Linked DNA regions of Mus musculus: region 2 is linked to region 1. A link is a loop called in an ENCODE intact Hi-C map of the cell type or tissue named here. Cell type or tissue: left cerebral cortex. All regions are shown on one strand. Each heading gives the region's core, and the rest is flanking DNA. Links, peaks and the distances in the headings are about the cores only.

Region 1 (10,133 bases), core at 1,065-9,064:
CTGACATTGAGGGAAAACCAGACTGTGATAAATAGCTTTAATTTCCTCACACCCTGAAGTCAGCCTCATAACAGACACATTCCAGATTTCTCCTGTGCTGGGTGGGCAGTGACAGGGCATACTTATGAAGGAATGCAATAATGGCTGTCCGAGCTTGGACACCAGTGTTGCAAATCCATACTTGAGGGGAAGAGAAGTTATTTTCTAAGCCACAGAAAGGGTGGCCTTTGTCAGATACTTCAGTCAAGACCCAAACAAATCCCTTCTAAGATGACAGAGCACTAGGGTCACCTATAGGACTTGTTAATTGGTACATAGTGCTAGGTTCCAACCCCCCAAAATGCTGATTTTGTACTTCTGGGTAGCACATGAGAGAGAGAGAGAGAGAGAGAGAGAGAGAGAGAGAGAGAGAGAGAGAGAGAGAGAGAGAGTAACTTCCAAGGCGTTGGATACCTTGGAGCTGGAGCTGGAGTTATGCTTGGTTTTGAACCATACAACTTGGGTTCTAGGAACTGAACTTGGGTACTCTGCAAGATCAACAAGTACTCTTAATCACTGTCTGTCTTAGTTAGGGTTTTGCTGCTGTGAACAGACACCATGACCGAAGCAAGTCTTACAGGTTCAGAGGTTCAGTCCATTATCATCAAGGTGAGAGCAGGGCAGTATCCAGGTAGGCATGGCGCAGGAGCTGAGAGTTCTATGTCTTAATCCAAGGGCTGCTAGTGGAAGACTGACTTCCAGGCAACTAGGGTGAGGATCGTATACCCACACCCACCGTGACACACCCATTCCAACCAGGACACACCTATTCCAACAAGGCCACACCTTCAGATGGTGCCACTCCCTGGTCCAAGGATATACAAACCATCACACTGTCCCATTCCTCCAGCCCCACAATTTTCATTTCTATAAAGTTCCAAGCTGCTATGGATGCTGCTGGTCCAGGAGCCATACCTGTTAACAACTACTCAAGTAAAAGTGTCTTAGGACATCCAGAATCACGTTAATAAGGGACATGTGATCCTCTCCTAGCCCTGCATCTTCCACTCTTCATATGCTAAAGCAAACTATTAGGAGAGACCACCTACTTTAGAGGAGCTAGAGCTGTGCCTCAATTGCTTCTGCTCTCTATGGCGTTATAAACAATGAGACGGTGTCTACTTCATGAACAGGAATATGGAAGTGAATGGTGAGCAGCCTCCGTGATGCACAGCATTGTGTGATTTTAAAGGTACGTTTTCACAACTATTATTCCATTTATGGTTATATCAAGTCTTCAAGTTAGATCTGGATGACCATTGCTCAGATAAGGAAAGTGAAAGCTAAAACCAGAAAAAGGTCACAGAGACACATGCACCATGACCATGAAGCTAGAAAGTAAACAACATGAACCCTAGCTTCTGGGTTAGTGCCACTTTACAGTGAATAAGGAACATTTATCTTTGCTGCTAAAATCTCCTAACTGCCCGCCCCCAGAGGCTCTGAAAGACACTGGACAATAAAGTGTGGGGTTCCAGCTTGAAAGAAAACCTGACTCTTCATTATGCCAGGAGGTTGTCTCACAGGAGCTGAGAACAGTGAATGCCAGAGCCTCACCCGGACTCGAGCCAGCTCTCACTCCTCGATCCCAGGCGGGTCATATTTGCAGGTGCATGAGAGCCAGCTAGTCGTCCAGTTACAACAGCCCTCCCTCCAGCACTTCCAATTCAGTGGACCTGGGTAAGGTACGAACTTCTGCATTTGTAATGATGCTGCCAACACAGAGATATAAGACTATCACACTGGGCACTGGAGGAGAAACTGACATAGTGGTGATATGTTAGATAAAAGCCTCCGTTGTTTCAAGTATTGTTAGATCAGCTCTCTGTGCTTCAGATTAGTAATCAGATATACAGTATAGAACTTTTCTTAAAGAGCTAGTTTTCCTGTATGTTGTTTCAGACTAAATCAGGGAATAGTCTTCTGTCTTGTGTGTGTGTGTGTGTGTGTGTGTGTGTGTGTGTGTGTGTGTGTGTGTGTTGGGCTCCGTTGTCTTTCCCAATTGCTCCCTGCTTCCTTTCTGAGATGGAATCTTTTCCTGAACCTGGAGTTGACTGATTTAGCTGGTCTAGCTCTAGCTAGCTTGTCTTGAGGATCTGTCTGTTTCCACTTTGGGGACTCTGAGATTACAGGCAGACATTGTGCCTGCTTGGCTTTTATGTGGGTGCTGAAGATCCCAACTCCAATCCTCACACTGCAAAGCAAACACTCGGCCCTCTGAACCATCTCATTAGCCCAAGCACAGAGACTCAGAAGGGTAATCTCCACCTGTCCATCTATCATCATCCCAAGTGATTCCGACCCCTGGTATGCCCTGTGCAAAGAATAGCAGCACTTGGATCTCAACAGAAATACAAGTTCTAAGCCCATCGCCAGCCCCGACCTATTTAATTAGTTCAATGTGTTCTGAGGATGGGGCTCAATGCTATAATACTTACCTACCTCGTGCAGGGCTCTTGGTTCAATACCATAAAACATAATGTGTTTCAACAACCCCTCCAGGTGAGTCATCTGATGCACACTACTAATTCAGTACAAAACTGTCACTTAATGTCTGTTCAAGTTAAAATAATTTCCCTCCTAACCTATGAGCCCAGGGGGGCAGAATACATGCTCATCTTGATCACGATAGCACCTCCATGTTAGCTCAACGAAGAGACTCACAATTTTTGGAATAAAAGAATCCTAAGATCTCTAAAAGATATGGGCTTATGAACTCCATCGTAGCATCCCATTCAAAGGCTCTCAGAAGCTTCGCTGGAGGGTGAGGGAGGAGGAAGGTGCTTTTGGAGCCCCACCCCACTCTATCTTTTCTCTTGCATGCTCTAAGTTTACCTGTCAGATGTTGTAGTTTGGATATTAAATGTCCCTCAGAGGTCTATGTGTTGGAGGCTTGGTCCCAACCCATAACTTAATAGAAAGGAATTTTTAGTCTACAGATTCTGTTGACAGATCTCAGGTCACTGAAGGCTTGTTCCCCCAAGGACACAGTGGTTCCATGGTCTCTTCCTTTCTCTTCCAAGTTCTTACCGTAGGGTAAATAGCCCTGTCGAGTGTCCCCAATATGATGTGCTGACTCACCGTGGATCCCAAACCACAACGGAAACAACTGGCCACAGGCTGAACTTTCCCAAATTGTGAGACAAAGTAAAAAGAAAAGTCCTTGTGAGTTGACCATTCCAAGTGCTGATGACAACAGTATGGCAGTTTGAATAGTAATGGCCAACACAGGCTCAAATACTTAAATGTGTGGTTATAAGGGAGAGATGCTACTTGACAAAGATTGGGAGGCTTGGCTTTGTTGGGGTGGGTGTGGCCTTGCTAGAGGGAGTGCTGAGGTTTGAAATGCTCAAGCCAGGCCCAGAGTCTTGTTCCTCCTGCTGCCTGATGATCTGGACGCAGGACTCAGCTCCATCCCCAGCACCGTTCCTGCCTGCGTTATTCTGTGCTTTCTGCCATGACTAATGGACTCAAATTCTGGAACTGTGAACCAGCCCCAGTTCAATATTGTCCTTTATGAGAGTTGCCACGGTCATGGTGTCTCTTCACAGCAACAGAACACTGAGACAGACAGAGAGCCAGGGAGCACATTTTCATACTAAACCTTATAGCCCCATCCTGCAGACCCATCAAGTTCAAGGCCTCAGCCAAAGTTACCCTAGAGTGTGGTGCAACTCCTTAGCAGACTTGGATTTTCTAGGTGCTTCTGCTGGCTGCCGGGGGCAGTTATCTAGCTGACATGTGGGCTGAATCATTATCAGTACATAAAGGCACTGATAGACAGAACAGCTAGAGACAAACACTCCCCAGAGAGAGAGATAGCCTGTCTGATAGACTCCATCATAGTTAATATGTTTCCTAAACCCTCATCCTTCATTCTCTCCATAGCCAATGGGGCACTCGACGTCCCACCCGTGGATAGCACACAACTTCGCCCACACAACCTGAAGAAAAAGGCTCCAAAACTTTGCTGACTGAGAAAGGGTATTTTATCAATTTCTAAACTTCAAGCTAGTGTTGGTTTATTGTTTGTTTTCAGTTTTTGTAAGCCATCTGTCCCCTGCTGTGAACCAGGAGATGGTTCATCTGGGCTGTTTGGTGAATCACCAGCCGGGCCTGAGACTATTCTCAGGGTGTCCCAGTTCCTGAAGGCGGCCATTAGAATTACTCACCAAGTTCAGAAGCCGTGGAGAATAAAGGGTCCCCTGCAATAAAGGCAGCTGTCATTTCTTCTCTTGGTGAACCTGCCTTTTACTGACACTGTGGGTCCATTGTGGAAGTCCCAGAGAGGCAGTTATTCCACACAACAAATGGCTGCTGCCTCTGTATTTCATTACAAAGAGCCCTTTTCTGGGCCCGTGGGAAGGGATTGCAATTTTCAATCACTGTAACATTTAGTGGGGCTGGTGCTTGCAGCTGCACATTTGCTAAGGGACAATTTAGACTGATGTACAGTCCAGTGGAGGATGTGGAGGCCTCCAGTGACATGAGCACACTCATAGGCTGAGGGACAAATGCACAGTCCATATAGTTTTTAACAGCCAGCTCTGCAGAGCTCCTGTCTCACACCTCCATGGTCTTCCACAGTGGACTGCAAATCTTGCTGAAACACCAACTCCTTCAGTGAGCCCTCACTGCCAACAGAACTCAGCACAGGAATCTCAGTATGGCTTTCTGTCTGCTTTCCGGGGCTGGCCCCCTAATAAAGAATTTGATAGCTTTCCTTTACAGACACAGTTAAAAGGGCCTTTGTTTGGATGACCCCTGGTCCAGGCAGAGACAGGTGTATGTGTGTGTGTGTGTGTTTGTGTGAGTGTGTGTGTGTGTATGCGTGCGCAAGCGTGTGCGTATGAGTGTGCATGTGTATGTATGCTGGAGGGGGTATGCTCTACCATTGAGCTTCATCCCTAGTCCTGGTTTATTTTTCTAGTTCCTGGCAGACAACTTGACTTTGTAACCTGAATTCTGTGTTTTTCTCTGCCCTTGTCTCCTGTGTTCCAAATTCATTTCTTTAGTGTGCTACTCCTTCTAGAATTTTTCTATCAGAATTGTAGCCACCAGCCAATGCGGCTACTTAAATTACAATTATTAAAATTAAACGACAAATTCAGTCACATCAGCTACATTCCATGAGCTCAGTGGTCACATGACAGGGTTTGAGGCTCTTTCCACGAGTGCCATGCTATAGAATGTCTGTTCTCTCCCGCTCGCCCTGCTGGTCTACGGCCCACAGTTTCATCCCTGGGATGTGTTTGCTTTACCTCTCTCACCCTCTGCTCCTACCCAGCCAGCACAGCATCCCCCTTCATCACCAGTTCCCACCCCTGCAGAAGAATAGAAAACCCCAGGCCCCACATGAGACTTAGAGGGAGGGAAATGTGACTCCATCCCATGGCAGCCCTGGACCAGAGCCACACTGAAGAACTTTCCTCATGGAACCCACATGCCTATGAGATGGCTTCCCTTTGCAGAGTACGTACATGGAGATCTTTGGGTTCAGTCCCACCCTCCACCTCAGGGAAAAGTGCCCCATGGGCCACCCAAGTCCCACTGGAAGCCACCTGCCACATGGCGTAACAATGATCGTGTGTGTCTTGTCAAACTATCAGCAACTGCACACTGAACTAAACATCAAATAGAGACGATGCATTTCCAGTGTTGGGGGTGGGAGCTGCTAACAGCTGCTTGGTTTTATCTCTCTTCCATTCTTTCCTCTCTGGGTGCTATAATGAGCTATAGGTGAGCACCCTGACCTTTTCTAAAATAAACCCTCTAAACTAGGGCTAAAATTAACTGCGCTGATTAGCTTAGCCTACAGCATCACACATGAGACTGTGAAAAGAAGAGATTTTCTTAGCCAGAATGCATATTCATGACCCTTTCAGTATGGAGGGCTAAATTAAGTATAGTACAGTACCTTTTATATACATATAGGACATCAGGTTCTACCATTTTATCCAAAGGGACATCTCTATATTTGATTGAGATCCCTAAGGGCCCTCCATTCCCCCTATACACAGGAAGATCCAGGAAGAGGAAAGGGAGGGAGGAGGGAGGGGAGGGAGGAAGAGAGGGAAAGTGGGGAGAAGAGAGGAAATAGGTCTCCCTTAAGCTCTAGAGTCTGTGATTTTTATCTTATGTGTCAAACTGATTCTCCCTTAGGCAAAACTAGAACATTTCTCTGAACATTTTTTTTCTTTTTTCTTTGCAGAGCAAAAACCAAAACAACTGGGCAAAATTTGTCTTTTCTCCACCAGACTCAGAGAAAGGAACAAGAGATGGGATATCCACTCTCTGAGGGGCGATATAGGAGATTGCTCAGTGGCCCTGAGAGTTGGCCCAATGGCTATATGGCACTTGCTGACACGTGACACTCTACTTTGTGGACTTTAAGCAACTGGGTTAAGTTCCCCAGGCCTTAGATATCTCATCTATAGCATGGGGCTCAGAAGTCTAACACCCAGAGTGTGGAGGAGCTGATCAAAGGCTCTCCTGTGCTTTTGGGAGCAATGACTCATGGCTGGAGGAATGGGAGGATGGACGTTGCAGTCACTCTGGGCTTTTATAGCAGAACTGTAGAGTATGTGGCTTAAATACAGGACTAATTGTCACAGTTCCGAAGCCTAGGGAGTCTAAGATTAAGGTGCTGGCAGACTGCTCTCTGGTAAGGGTTCTTGTTATTTGTAGACGGCCTTCTCCTCTTATCTTCTCATATGACCGGGAGCCAAGAAACAGAAGGCGGGCGATTTTGAGTCTTTGTCTACAAAGGTGCTAATATTATCATGAGGGCTAGTCTCATGCCTTATCCATCTCCAAAAGTCGTACTGGAGAATGGAAACTATGAAAGTATGCATCTCATTTGCACGGTATGCAAATGTCCCCTGAGACCGTTGGCAACATTTGGATTCATGCATCTTTAACATGTCTGGGGTGACAGAGCTGTTGCTGACCCAAACAACCACATTGTTGGTAGTGAACAAAATAAAACATGACTTTCTACTCTTGGCCAATGAATATTTGTCTAGAAATAGTGCTATATCTAACACTTGCACGAAGTCTAATACTCTGCATTGCTACAGAATAAGGTGTCTGCTTCCCCCTCTCATTTCACGATGGATGAAATAAGAGCTTCTTTCACTAACAGCATCTTTCATATACATGAAGTGTGTTTGGCAACTTGCTGACTGACATAGATAGAGCCTCCTTTGATGAAACTCCATCCCGTTTCCTGGAAAACTTGTCTCCCACTGGCAGCTCCTCTGCTAACTCAGCAGTTGGAGGCAGAAAGAAGCTACCAGATGAGGCTTGCTGGCGTAGGACATTCTCCATTCACCCATATGAACTCTCAGCACACACGATGAGCAGGGATCACAATGGAATACACGGGGACCCTGCTGCCCAGTGTGTGTGGGCAGGGTGCTCCGGAAGGTTCTCATCACGCACATCAGTTAAGGCACACATTTCTGATTGAGCTCAGAACTTCCTGTCATAAATCTGGCGTTTGCCTCTGCATAGCTTGGTGAAATGTTGATGGGTTCATAGGGACCAAGAGAGAGAAAATCTTTCATGGCTATGAAATCTGGAAACAGTTGCCTTCTCATATTCTCAGAGAATAATTAGGAATACATTTAAATTACACATTTTATAAATCAATTATAGGAGAGGAGGAGCGAGGGAGAAGACAGACTCGGGGTGTGTGAGTTAAGATAAGAGTTTCAGGATTGCCTCATATTGTCACAATTATGGCAGCTGACAACTTCCAAAATCCACAGAATAGACCATAGGGCAGGCAGCAAGCAGCTGGCTGGAGACTCTGGGAAGGGTTAGTTAAGTGCACTGGAAGCCTGGGCCTGAAATCTCTCTCTGACTGGGTAGGACTAAGTCACATAGTGCTTTACTCAAATCTACTCATTTAAAAAATCATCGAATAAACACATTAATAGCAACATATAGACCAGGGTTCAAGGAAACCTGGCTACTACTAGCCTTGCCAGCTGAACCTGTAACAAACCATCCGAGGATCTACTGGAGAGTTCTCCTCAGCTTGCTTTCTGACCTAGAGAATGGGGTTGTCAGAGAACTCAGGCCATCCTCTCAGGATACAGATGTTAGGTTACTTTCTGAGCGCCTTGGAACTTACTGATCACATGGAGGTAAGGGTGTTTATTCCATTCTTAGCAAGCCTCTAACTAATGTCAGAACCAGTCTCCTGCCTCAAAAGGCTTTTTCTGGACGTGGTGGTGGTGTCCTGCCTACAACCCTCAGGCAGATTTCTCGACTGCATCTGTTTGTAGGAAATTCTTGTCACCTTCACCCAGCCTGGAGTTTTCAAGCCTCACTGGGAAGCACGTTCAGGTCGAGATTCAATGTCTACCACGGGAAGGACAAGGTAAACAGGCTGCCCTACAGGTGGCCGGAGCCCCATTTTTGGCAGCAGTATGTCTTATGTCATACTGTGCAGAAGGTATTGGCACAAAAGCTTGGTAACCAAAATCACTCTTTGGAGGGGCTGGAGAGATGGCTCAGTGGTTAAGGAGGCCCTGGATTCAGTCTTCAGCACCCCCCATGGTAGCCACAAACATCTGTTACTTCCGTTGCAAGGAGTCAGATGCCCTCTTCTGGTATCTGTGGGCTCCAGGCCCACAGATGACACACGGACATACATGCAGGAAAAACCTCCATATCCATAAAGATAAAACTTAAAATTAACTTTAAAAATTACTTTTTTACTGGTGACTGAGGCAACAATAGGTATCCCAGGGCAAACAGCACACCAGTAAAACCAATAAAGAAAAAACAAGAATCTCTACGAGCTTCCCTCCGGCAGACCTCTTACAATAGCTGGAAACTACTTCCAGTTTTGGAAAAGCTACCTGCCCTGGGTGAGGCTCTCGAGACAATGTCTGTGAGGTGATTTTTAGGAGGGTTCCTTATCTGAAAGTCCCACTGCAGTCCCACAAACCTACGCTCATGGATCTCTAAAGGCAATAGCGGGGGGAACAGAGGAGGTGTTCACAGAGAGCCTCTGTGGGCTAGGGACAAGGGAATGACTTTTGTTGGGTTTTGCTTTTCCTTTTTTTTTTTTTTTTTTTTTTTACAGGCATTTGCCTCTCTCCTAGAGCACTGGCAAAGCGGCTCTGGTGGCCCAAGAATGTTCTCCTACCACAGAGCCAATGCTAGGAGGCTGAGGATAAGGAAATGGTCAGGATCCAATAGGGACTACTGGTCGGGCTGCCGTGCCAGGGGAAAGTTTCCCTGCATATATTTGACTCCCATTCATCTTTGTTGGGTTGTTCCCATCCATCCGACTTCTTCGGCCCTGCCACTGTTGCTACGCACCTTCCCTGAGCACTGGGCAGGGTACAATGCATCTTGTGCCTCGTCCATCGCAGGTAGCTTTTCCTCCACTCTAAATGTGCCTCCGCTTCTGTCCCAGAACCACATCTCCATCTGCTTCTTGCTCTTGACTCTCGGACCAGCTCTCTCCTTTGCTTCTCATTTACATACTAATCTGCCCGTGGCTTTTAACCCGGGCCGAGTTCCAAGCTCAAGTGGGCTTGGATCACTTCCACCAAGCCCACCCCCCACCCCCAGAGCCTCTGTGATTTTGGCACATTGTATGTCCACCACCCCTCCTCCTGGCTTTCCCTCTTTTCCTGATTTTGTTTTTTGTTTTGTTTTGGTTTGGTTTTTTTTGTTTTGTTTTTGATTTTTTTTTTTTTACATATTGACACTATTTGCTCAGCCATGAATCTTAGATCATTCTTAGCTTATGAATCTCCCCCAAGCAATGAACGCCCACAACTGAAAAGAAAATATGTTGACATCCTAGACTCTGAGCCCTCCCCACTAGTATTCTAGTCCACACCCCCTTGGAGTGCTTGTGCAACAAACTGTATGCAACAAACAACAGGAAAGCCCAGGGCATGCCTACTGGTTTGCATCAAATTCTCTCTGTAAACAGTGATGCTAAGTCATTCTACTAGAAAATTAGATTTTTCCTCATTAAGAAGGGGAAATAGATACAGTATGCATTTATACACTAACAATGCTAAAGGGTTTTATTTCAGTGAAGGTCGAAGTCAAGTTTCAAA
Region 2 (10,133 bases), core at 608-8,607, 52 kb after region 1:
AAGATGTCTGTGCACGATGAAGAGTCTAAAATCTGATTAATGTAGCTGGGTATTTTAAAATGAGCTTTTATGAAAGAAAAACAAAATGAGGTTACACGCTACCTTCCTGAGGTAGTTTTTTAAAGTTATGTATGCAGAATGAAGTTTTAATTTATTAGCCTGACCTGCCCTCTGCTGTGTACTCTGTATGCTGAAAGGGAAGCTGGCATTATTTATTAGTTTTCTGAATAGACTCCATTTGCAAGTAGAGTGGGAGAGAAACTACTTGTAACTCACATTCAAATGTATAATTCTCCTTGGGGCTCAAGAAACAGGGGATCAAACCAGAGAGCAGCCCAGTGCTGGGGTGCATTAGCCATGCCAAGTGGTGCCTTTGAGCTGGCAGAAACCTGGTCCTAGTGCTCCCACAGTATACAGAGAATGAAACTTAATGTCTTCCCTAAGCTCAGTATTAAAAAAAAAAAAAAAAAAAAAAAAAAGGCTTTAAAAAAAAAATCTCATGGGTATTGTGGGTTATATAACAGCCAGATTTCCCTTTTCATGGTGGTTGCTTAAAAGATGAAAAACATGAGTTTATGACAGGCTGTTTAAAAGCTATATGTTATGGAACCTTTAACACAATGCTTAGAAAGGGGAGAATATATATAAATAAACACACAAACATAGAATTTGTTCTGTGCTTTCTTATAGAAGTGCATGTATGTAAGAGAATTCTGAATATGTACACTGAAAATGTTTCTGTTCCAATAAGCATTTAATAACACTAAAGCTTTTGGCTGGTTACAAAGCACTTTCATGCCTGTCACAACACAAAAGGAGCTCAGACTTCCCAGTGACACTGAGCCAATGTTGGATTTCTTTTTCAACTCATGGACAAGGAAATTGGCTGGGAGAAGCCAAGTGACTTGATCAAGGATACAAAGTAGCAAATAGGATAACTAACTCTTGAATGAAAACATTTTTCTTCCAAACACTCTATTTTTTCAATTAGGAAAAAAAAGGGGGGGGCGGTGTTAGGAGTCCATCTATAAGAGTATGAGAGTATCAAATGTTATCTTATATAGGAATTTTGATATACTGATATTTTAGCATCAAAGAAGATAGATTTCTTCACATACATATTGATATTTTTAGAAAAATAAAAACAGAGTGTTCCTTGCCAGCAGGAAAGCACTAAACATGTTCTAGAAGGGTGATCCCAGGCAGAAACAAGCAACATTAGGACTGACAAATAGCATCAAATAGATATGTATAAATGAACATTCTTGCTACGCAACAACACTGATAATAGCTTGTTGGGTCTAAACAAGTCTATGTCAAGAATAAGACAAAAGACAGAAGAGAACCAGACATGTGATGTGTGTCTAGTTCCGTGTGTTAGTGAAAAGAAGTCATACTGATATTTTTACTAGACAGCAATAGGATGCATATTGTATTTCCTTGAGTTATAATTGAAAGATAATATAGAAGTAAAGCAAGCCAGGAGAAATAAAATTCAACTATAAAATTTTAAACTAAAAGGAAAGAAGGAGATAATAATAAAAATGAAACAAATGGAACACAGGGCATAAACATAAGATACAACACAGACATGGTCACACTAAATCTAACAGTGAAATGCAGGAGGAATGAGTCAGCATGTTCTGACTGGTGGCCCACAGAGGCCCACGCATGTGTAATAGTTGCCTCCACACTTGCTAAGCCTAAAGCCTGCCTGATGGCCTGGAGACAAATGATGACAGAACAACCAATCAGATGGTGCCAACTACATGGAGCTAGCAGTTATGGACCAACGGGGCATGGGTAGAGGGTATAAAGGCACTCCTCAATTCTGCAATAAACTGAACACCTAGCAGTCGATGGCCATGCTTAACTGTGACCCTTGCTTTTCCTCTATCTGTTTGACTTCCTTAAGGGTGGACAACGATACCCAGAGACACGAGGAGTTGGCCAAATTCATATGTAGCTCCTAGTCACAACAGTTCTTTAATTATTCCCTCTCATTGTCTCAAAAGATTCAAACTCTAAATCTGAGTAGGGTCAAAGTGTTAAACTTTGACGCCTCCTTTGTTAACAAGGTTAGGGAGAACTTCCAAAGGCTCCGAGAGTCCCTCTTGGATCACCACATATGGAACTTTGGGAGGGGCTGTGCTATTAATAATTATTCTTCTCAAGTGCCTTATACAGCATGTGTCACATCAATGCTACATCAACAAGACCACGCTGAGAGTACTTATAGCCCTTGAATGCCCTGAAAAGAGACTACCTATAACAATGGTGCAGGCTTGGTTGACAGAAATGCAGAGGACCACTAATTAGGCTCCCCTACCACCCAGGCAGACTTTCCAGAGTGGCTCTCCTTCCACAGCTGTTAGTCAATGAAGATCCCAGGTTAACCTAAGACAGGCAAGGCTCCTTCTGCTGGTCGCCCCCTTAGGTGGGGTCAACAAGGTCAGAGCACAGAACTCTGGTTCCCACTGAGTTGCCAATTTTTAAAAGAAAAAGGTGGATATGTAGGCAGATATGTATGCATGTTCTGATTGGCAGCCTAAAGTGGCTCACGCATGTGCAATAGTTGCTTCCAAGTTTATTAACCCTGAAACCTGCCTGATGCCTGGAGACAGATGACGAAAGAGAGTATAACCAGAACAACCAATCAGATAGTGCCAACTACATGGAGATAGAAGTTATAGACCAGTGGGGCATAAGTGGAGGGTATAAAGGCACTCCCCAATTCTGCAATAAACGAGCCTGCTTCTGCTTCTTACCGGGCTCCCAGAGACTTTTGTCCTTGATTCTGAGCCTTCTTACCCCCTCTCCCCAAGGACAGTCTTTCGGGGCTAAGGATTAGGGCATCAGTAAAATAGTTCAACTTTGAAAACCTTTAAAAAGATTTAATACAAAAACAAAAACAAAACAAAAAGCAACAACAACAACAAACTCCATTGCTCTCCAAATACCCTTGGGAATGTATCTGCACATGAGAAAATTCACAGTTATAGCATGCAGAGCTGGTGAGATGTCTTAGCAGGTGAAGGTTGCTGGCAAGCCTGCTGGCAGGAGTGTAATTGAAGTGACCATGGTAGAAGGCAAGCAGCTCCACATGCCTATCATGACATGACAACTCTCCACAAATAAATATAAGTTCAAAAGACAAAGATATGTCATGCAAACACTTGCCAAAAGATTGCTAGTAGGTATACTCGAATAGGTGAACACAGGCTTTGAGGGAGGAATCACTACTAAGTTCAAGATGATGTATCAATAAAGAAAGCTATCAGAAGCATGTGATAACTTTAAAAGTGCATGTCTCAAGTGTCTGTGTGTAAAGGACATCAGAATTAAAGGGAAAAATAAATGCTCAGTCGTGTGGTTCATAATCATCCTGCTGGCTACCAGAACACAAAGACATCAAAGTCAAAAGGAAGTAAGAAGACAAACACAAGCTGACACATTCTATAATGACAAAATTCATATTATTTTCAAGAACTAGTGAACCATTTATCAAGACTAACAATACACGGAGTCATAGACAAGTTTCAATGACTTCAAGAATCAAACTCTTGAGAGCATATGCTCTGGCTGCAGAGCAAGTAAGCTAGACGTGAGAACAGAGAGAGGAGGACGGGAGAAGGGGCTAGGAAATCTCCAACTACGTAAGAATTAAGAAATATACATCTACAAAGTCCTTAAACAGTAAAGCTTATTGAATGAAATTAATGAAATCAAAAGCACTAGGTACATAAAAAAAATAGAGGTCTCAGTCTATAATCAAGCTTGATAATTTAAAAAAATATCAAAACAGGGGCAGGCGCTAGGGTTGAAGAAGCAGGAGAAGAATCAATGAAACAAAGAACAGTTAATGCTTTGTATGCAAAAAGGAAAGAAAATCACATGAAATGAAGTTTAAAGAAACATTTTCAACAGCAGGGGAGGGAAAGACAACAATTTACTAAATACACCTAAATAGAAATGTGGTCAAACATGTTGTCAATTTTTTTTGAGACAGGACTTCTCTGTGTAGTCTTGGATGTCTTGAAACTCACTGAGTACATCAGGCTGGTCTTGAACTCACAGAGAGTCACCTGCCTCTGCTTCCCAAGTACTGGGATTAAAGAAATGTGCCACCACTGCTGGGGGTCAACCTGTCCTCCAAATTTTTATGTTTTTACACATAAACTAATGCTGTCCCAGATCTTAGCTTCTCTACATCAGTTAATGCTGAGGCTCATAAGTGCCCAAAGTGTAACTCTTAAGTATTCAGCCCTAAATGGTTTACCTATGTCAACCACATATCCAGGCTCAGGGGCTGTCACAGTAGAGAGACAGAAGAAGGTAAGAGCTTGAGGACTGGGAAGGGAGCTGTGAAATGCTGCCTTCTGGACATGGCCTGGCTATTGCCCACACGGATTCACTAAAGCTATGGTTACATGCACAGCATCAAGACAAGATGACCAGTCAGCATTCCAACACACAGTGCTGATTAGATACAGTGGGTTACCAAAAGAGTGGGCATTGGTATGGTGTAGGGTACCTGAGGAAAGTTAAGAGAGGGAAGTCGGAGGAAGATATAAACAAGGTACATGCATGCACACAAACGTGCGCGTGCACACACACACATACACACACACACACACACACACACCACAAATAGAATGTTATGATATATTTTAAAGGCTTGTATTAACAAGAGATTTTATTTCAGGAATATGGTATTGATCTAGCATTTAAATCGTCAATTAATAAGATTTGCCTCATTATAGGAAACAAAAGATAAACTGTAACATCACCTTAACAGATGGGGAAGAAGCATTTTATTCACGGTGGTCAGTGGTCAAATGCATCTGCAGTTTTATAAAGAAGAAAGCACAGCATAATGGGAGCAGGAGGAAATTTCCTTAGCCTTGTTTTTAGAGCTTTAAAATATATAGTCAAAAAAAATAAACTTATTGGTGAAATACTGAAAGTTTACAATTTCCTACTGAGATTGGGATCAAGATAAGAATCAATATACCGTATCTATACTACAGGAAATGAATGTGTTACCTAGGGCAATAAGGCTAGAAAAAATAACTTAAAAATCAGCTAGGAACATTAACCCATCATTCATCATGTCAAAATGACTGCTTACATAAAAAGCTCAAAAGACTCTAAAGCCTTTGAAAGTACATGGACTTAGCAAGCCTGCTCCATACAACGGCCGTTCTTATCTCTAAGTCTGCAACAAGAGCATCTTAAAATGAAATTAATTGTGCCACTCACACTAACATAACAAAATGTCAAATATCTATAAATAAACCTAAGAGGTGTGCCAGATCCTCCAGTGTTGGCTACAATATAGTGATGCAGGAAATTAATGAAGACCAAAGAATAAGAGGGGCAGAGGGGAAGGCGGATCCAGTCACCCAGGGAGATTCAGTTAAGAGGAAAATGCTGCTTTCTCCTAACATGGTTTGCAGACATCTGCAATAGTGGCTGGAATCTTACTTGGCTTTTCTTCCTATGTAGGAAGTGTCAAGATGACTCTAACTTTAGATGGAAGGGCTACAAAAAAACACTTAGCTTAACAATGTATTCCTTATAAGAGCGTGGCATTGAAAAAGATGAAAGATTCTGATGGAACAGAAAAGAACTGTTTTCAAATACAGACATAAGAAAATTCTATTGCTTGATTAAGGCAAAGGTTAAGGTAAACTACACTTCATATGGGGAAAGAGAGAGAGACAGAGACAGACAGAGAGAAGAGAGAAATCTTCAACAGATACTAAAAGATCAAAACTGAGATGTTCAACACTGTTAGACATCAGAGAGATGTAAACAAGCACTCCTGGGTAGTAATTCTGCATGCTCCTAGAATGGCTAAAAACCAACAAAAACAAATCATTACTTGTTACGCTACATATAAAAGGTTTTAAGAAAAAATTAAAAAGACAGAGGTCGAAAGAACAAAGCCAAACACATCCCACCTCTCTCTAAGGGGTCAGAAGGGCTGTGTGGGAGCAACAGTCTTTTAGTCAATGTTCTATTCCTGTGAAGAGACACCATTAACAAGGAAAACATTTAATTGGTGCTGACTTACACCTCAGAGGTTTAGTCCACTGTCATGGTGGGAAGCACGGCTGCATGCAGGCAGACATGGTGCTGAAGAGTAGTTGAGAGTTCTACATCTGCATCCACAGGCAGTAGGCAGGGAGAGGCACTGGGCCTGGCTTAAGCAATGAAACCCCAAAGCCAGCCCCCAGTGACACACTTACTCCAACAAAAGTACATGAAATAGGTAGGTGCTAGTGAAAGGAAAACGAGACAATGTGACTGAACAAGCTTCTGCAACATTTGGAGTCAAAGATGGCTTCATTGTCCAGTCACATATTTTAAAATCTATCACCTAGATTCATTGTTTATTCTGATAGCTGTAATTGCATATATCTATACTTTTATTTTCTCCAACTTCTAACCAAATACTGTTATGTGAAAATTATCATATCACCTCCTAACTTCTAACTTCTATCCTTTTGAAGACAGAAAGCACCAGTATTGGAAAGCAGAAGTAGAAACAGAGAGAGAGAGAGAGAGAGAGAGAGAGAGAGAGAGAGAGAGAGAGTTTTATTTAGAAGTCTGTGTCTTGCATTCCTTTCTTTCCCTAAAATACCTCCAACTTTGAAGAGTTAAACAATCTGTCCTCGAGGGATCCCAGTGTACACAGTGAAGAGGAAAGTGGGGATCAGGTGCACGTGAGACATATTCCACCCTAAATCCCCCTGCTTGCCATCTACCCAAGTTGCTACACCTATGGGAGAGTTTCTGAAGCATGGCCTCTTAATGAATTGCAAATGAAATGCCAACCGCCTGTCTCTGTGCAGCTAAATTTACCTCTTTAAAGATCTGCCAGACCTTCCAGCAGAAACCTGCCCCAGCAGTGCTGGAAAATCGTATTATCTGCTAGGTAATATTTTCATTTGATGTGAGTGAGAGGCATTCTGATGTTTTCAGTAAACACACACACACACAACTCCAGGAGATTAATGGCTGCTGAGAGGAAGAAACAATCTACTCCAACAATTAACCTGTTCCTACGTTAACCAATTCCAAATAAGAGCAATATTAAATAGACTTAGTGGGTTTTACACACACACACACACACACACACACACACACACACACACACACACACATACACACACACAGTAACAATAATAATTATAAAAGAAGAGATCATGCATTTGGGTGTAGGGCTACAAGAGAGGAGAAGTTGGAGGGGGTGCAGGAAGGATGGAAATGATGTAATAAAGTGCTCATGGATAAAATTCTCAAAAAGAAAAGTAAAACTTAGAAAGTATACATAATAGCCACAGTTAATTGTATGAAGAAATATAAAGTTAATACAAGCGCAGTGGATTTGCCTTTGGTGCATAATAACCTAAACACCTTTTTACTTAAAATTGAATATTAGCATAAATTGTTCAAGTACAAAGAAAATAAAAAGGATAAAACAAAACAGGGGACACTGGCTACTTGAAAAGCTTAAGACATATACAATACAGCAGGAGTTTACCACTGGTCAGAGAGCACTACGGCTCCTGTCAAAGCTCCTCAAACCCCCGCCGCCCATACAGAGCACCAGAGAGGTGCGTTCAAGGTTGATCCTGAGCGTCTGGGAGGGAATGCAGCTAGACAGGAAGCGTCGCTTCTGGACTGTCACCCAGTTTCCACCTAAAGCAGGGAAACCAGGAGGCAAAGCAAAAATCCCATTCCTCTTATTTTCTGCAGTTAAGTGAAAACTTAGAACCTCGAACTTCAAATTACAAGTAGATGAAAACAAACATTAGTGCTAATACCCCAAGGAGTGTGTCATCTATGTGAGGAGAGATCAAGGGAAGAATGTGATGAAGCTACCATAGGAGCTAAAACCTGAGAAGCACAGCCCATGGACGTGCCAGATGTGCATCGGAGAGTCCAATGGGCTATTTAAGAGCAGCAGCAGGGCCAGGAGAAAGCAAAGTCAGTAAAAACTCTGTTTTGTCTACACAAGGACCTGGCCAGGTTCAGTCCTTCCAGGACCCACATCTAAACAACAAAAACAAAACCAACAACCAAAGAAACAAACTGCAAATGTGATGAAAAGCCTGCCTGAAATACCAGTGCTGGAGACAGAGATGTGCAGTTCCCGGCGGGGGGGGGGGGGGGCGGGGGTTGGTGTAGCCTACTCTAAAAATATAAAGCAGATGACACTTGAGGAATGACAGCTGAGGTACTTTACTGGCACATGCATACAGAGAGAGAGAGATAGAAAGAGAGAGGTGGAGGGAGAGGGAGAGAAGGAGGAGGATAACAGAGGGAAGGGGAGTTAAGGGGAGAGAGAGACTGACTAACAGCTGACACCAGCAGGGGCCCTTCTCAAGCCCAAGGCAGGATGAGGACAAAGCCTGAAGTGGCTGAATGGGTGATAGCTCAGAACAACCCAACAGAAGTCCCCTTACTGATGACATCCTCCATATTCCTGCAGACAAGAGCCACATGGGGGTACTGAGCACTTGAAACTGGTGTGATCAAGAAAAAGTGTGTGTGTGTGTGTGTGTGCACGTGTGTATTTATTCATTTATATATGAACAATTATAGAAGAAAATGGGTTTAGATGAATTTTCTTCTTTTTGTAAAAGTCATAAATACTCCTTTCCATAATTTCTAGAGTTTGATGATATCTGACCCTTGTAGCCCCCCCCCCCAGTACTACCATGTCCTCTACAGGAATTTGGCCAATGGAATATCAAGGCCAATAACCAGGGGAAGGGGAGACAAGAAAGAGGAATGGCTCAAGAAAAACTGGCTAGAAAAGCAGTTTTCATCTTCAGATATTCTTGAGGCCAGAACTAAACACTCAATACAAACCAGAAGGTCCAGGAAGGACCACGGACAGCGCTCGCCTACAGTGGAGAGGAGGTTGGTAACATAGTAGTCATTCTTCCACTTCCAGCTGCTACCAATCCACTGCTGCCTTAAAGATTTGGCAGCAGCCCCACTGCTAATGTGATGCAAAGTGCTTCACACAGAGATCATGGCTATGGCTCCAGCTGCCTTACTCGTTTTATGCAGTCTCCCAGGGCTTGTTAAGATAGAACGAACATCACAAGTAGAAGACCGTGCCAGGTTAAAGAAAAACCTACCTCTCTTTCATCTGTCCCAACCTCCCCACTCCAGCACATTTGCTACAACCCAGTCTGGGGTCCTCACAAGATGGATCCTCTAAGAAGAGTGACTGTTCTCTCCACGTGTTCCTTTCCCCTTCACATACGGGTAGACACGTCCTTCCCTGGTGATACTGGCTGTGCCATGTGACTTGCTACAGCCAATGTAACATGGGCAGTTCTAAAGCCTGGGAGTAAAATCTTTTATACAGTGAGGTGCTCAGCACAGCCTTTGATTGCTCCCTGGCATTAGATGATACCCATTTGCACTGGGCACAGTCTTCACCCTGAAACTGGTAGAGAACCTTGGAGCAGAGAGAATAGTTTAACCTGAAGCCCCCTCTGACTGAAAACAGGCTAGGAAGGAATCTGTAGCTTCCTGATTAAAAAGAGAGAGAGAGAGAGAGAGAGAGAGAGAGAGAGAGAGAGAGAGAGAGAGAGAGAAGCAGAGACATAAGCCAAATTGGCAGGGGCTCCTGTGTCAGGGACTGACATCCCCCTAGCCTTCCCCTTCTGAGTTGCTGCTGAAGAAAATGCTGGTACAAAAGGCCCGTTTCACTTGCCCTTAACCAGAGCAGTTCCTATGTAGGCTAGACATCAGGCTGTTGGGTTTGGAATGCCTTATAGGGGAATTGGCACGGGTATAATTATAGTTCTCCAATATACATCCTTTGGCCAGGCAGAGATGGGTCCTGTCCCTCTATGTTTTAGTACACCTGTAGCTAAGCTTGCCTTTTGAGTCTACTAAACCTGGGTCCATTATTAAGAATAAACTGGATTCCACCAGTGTGATTCCCACCACCATTCTCCCCATTTAAAACACCCAACAAACACAAGGCCACAGATCAGAGAGCAGCCGAGCTGACTCTCACAAAAGAAATAAGAGCAACAGTAAGATTTTGCTTCCTTTCTACTTAACTACAGCTCCATCACTTAAAAAGCACTGTCCTT

The links. A loop is a pair of places that touch in the nucleus more often than their neighbours do. Peaks named below come from ENCODE experiments on the same cell type or tissue, not always from the same donor. Only the 100,000 strongest peaks of a DNase experiment are listed, where the experiment ranks them.
Region 2: a loop joins it to region 1, with 9 times the contacts of the local background. A loop is called at or near these places in 2 of 42 quality-filtered maps.

What each region holds. Positions count from the first base shown.
Region 1 is chr9:105,248,338-105,258,470 of GRCm38, forward strand. The region is part of intron 12 of Nek11 (NIMA (never in mitosis gene a)-related expressed kinase 11); the gene reads right to left. Among named protein-coding and RNA genes, the nearest start is that of Nudt16l2, 110 kb to the left of the region's middle. In left cerebral cortex, for the core only: no CTCF peak of the experiment used is centred there; DNase peaks (open chromatin) are centred at 4,272, 4,624, 5,155, 5,909 and 2 more places; H3K27ac peaks cover 3,369 bases.
Region 2 is chr9:105,300,763-105,310,895 of GRCm38, forward strand. All of the region lies in intron 6 of Nek11 (NIMA (never in mitosis gene a)-related expressed kinase 11), which reads right to left. Among named protein-coding and RNA genes, the nearest start is that of Nek11, 89 kb to the right of the region's middle. In left cerebral cortex, for the core only: no CTCF peak of the experiment used is centred there; DNase peaks (open chromatin) are centred at 1,691, 5,467, 6,830 and 8,254; H3K27ac peaks cover 2,377 bases.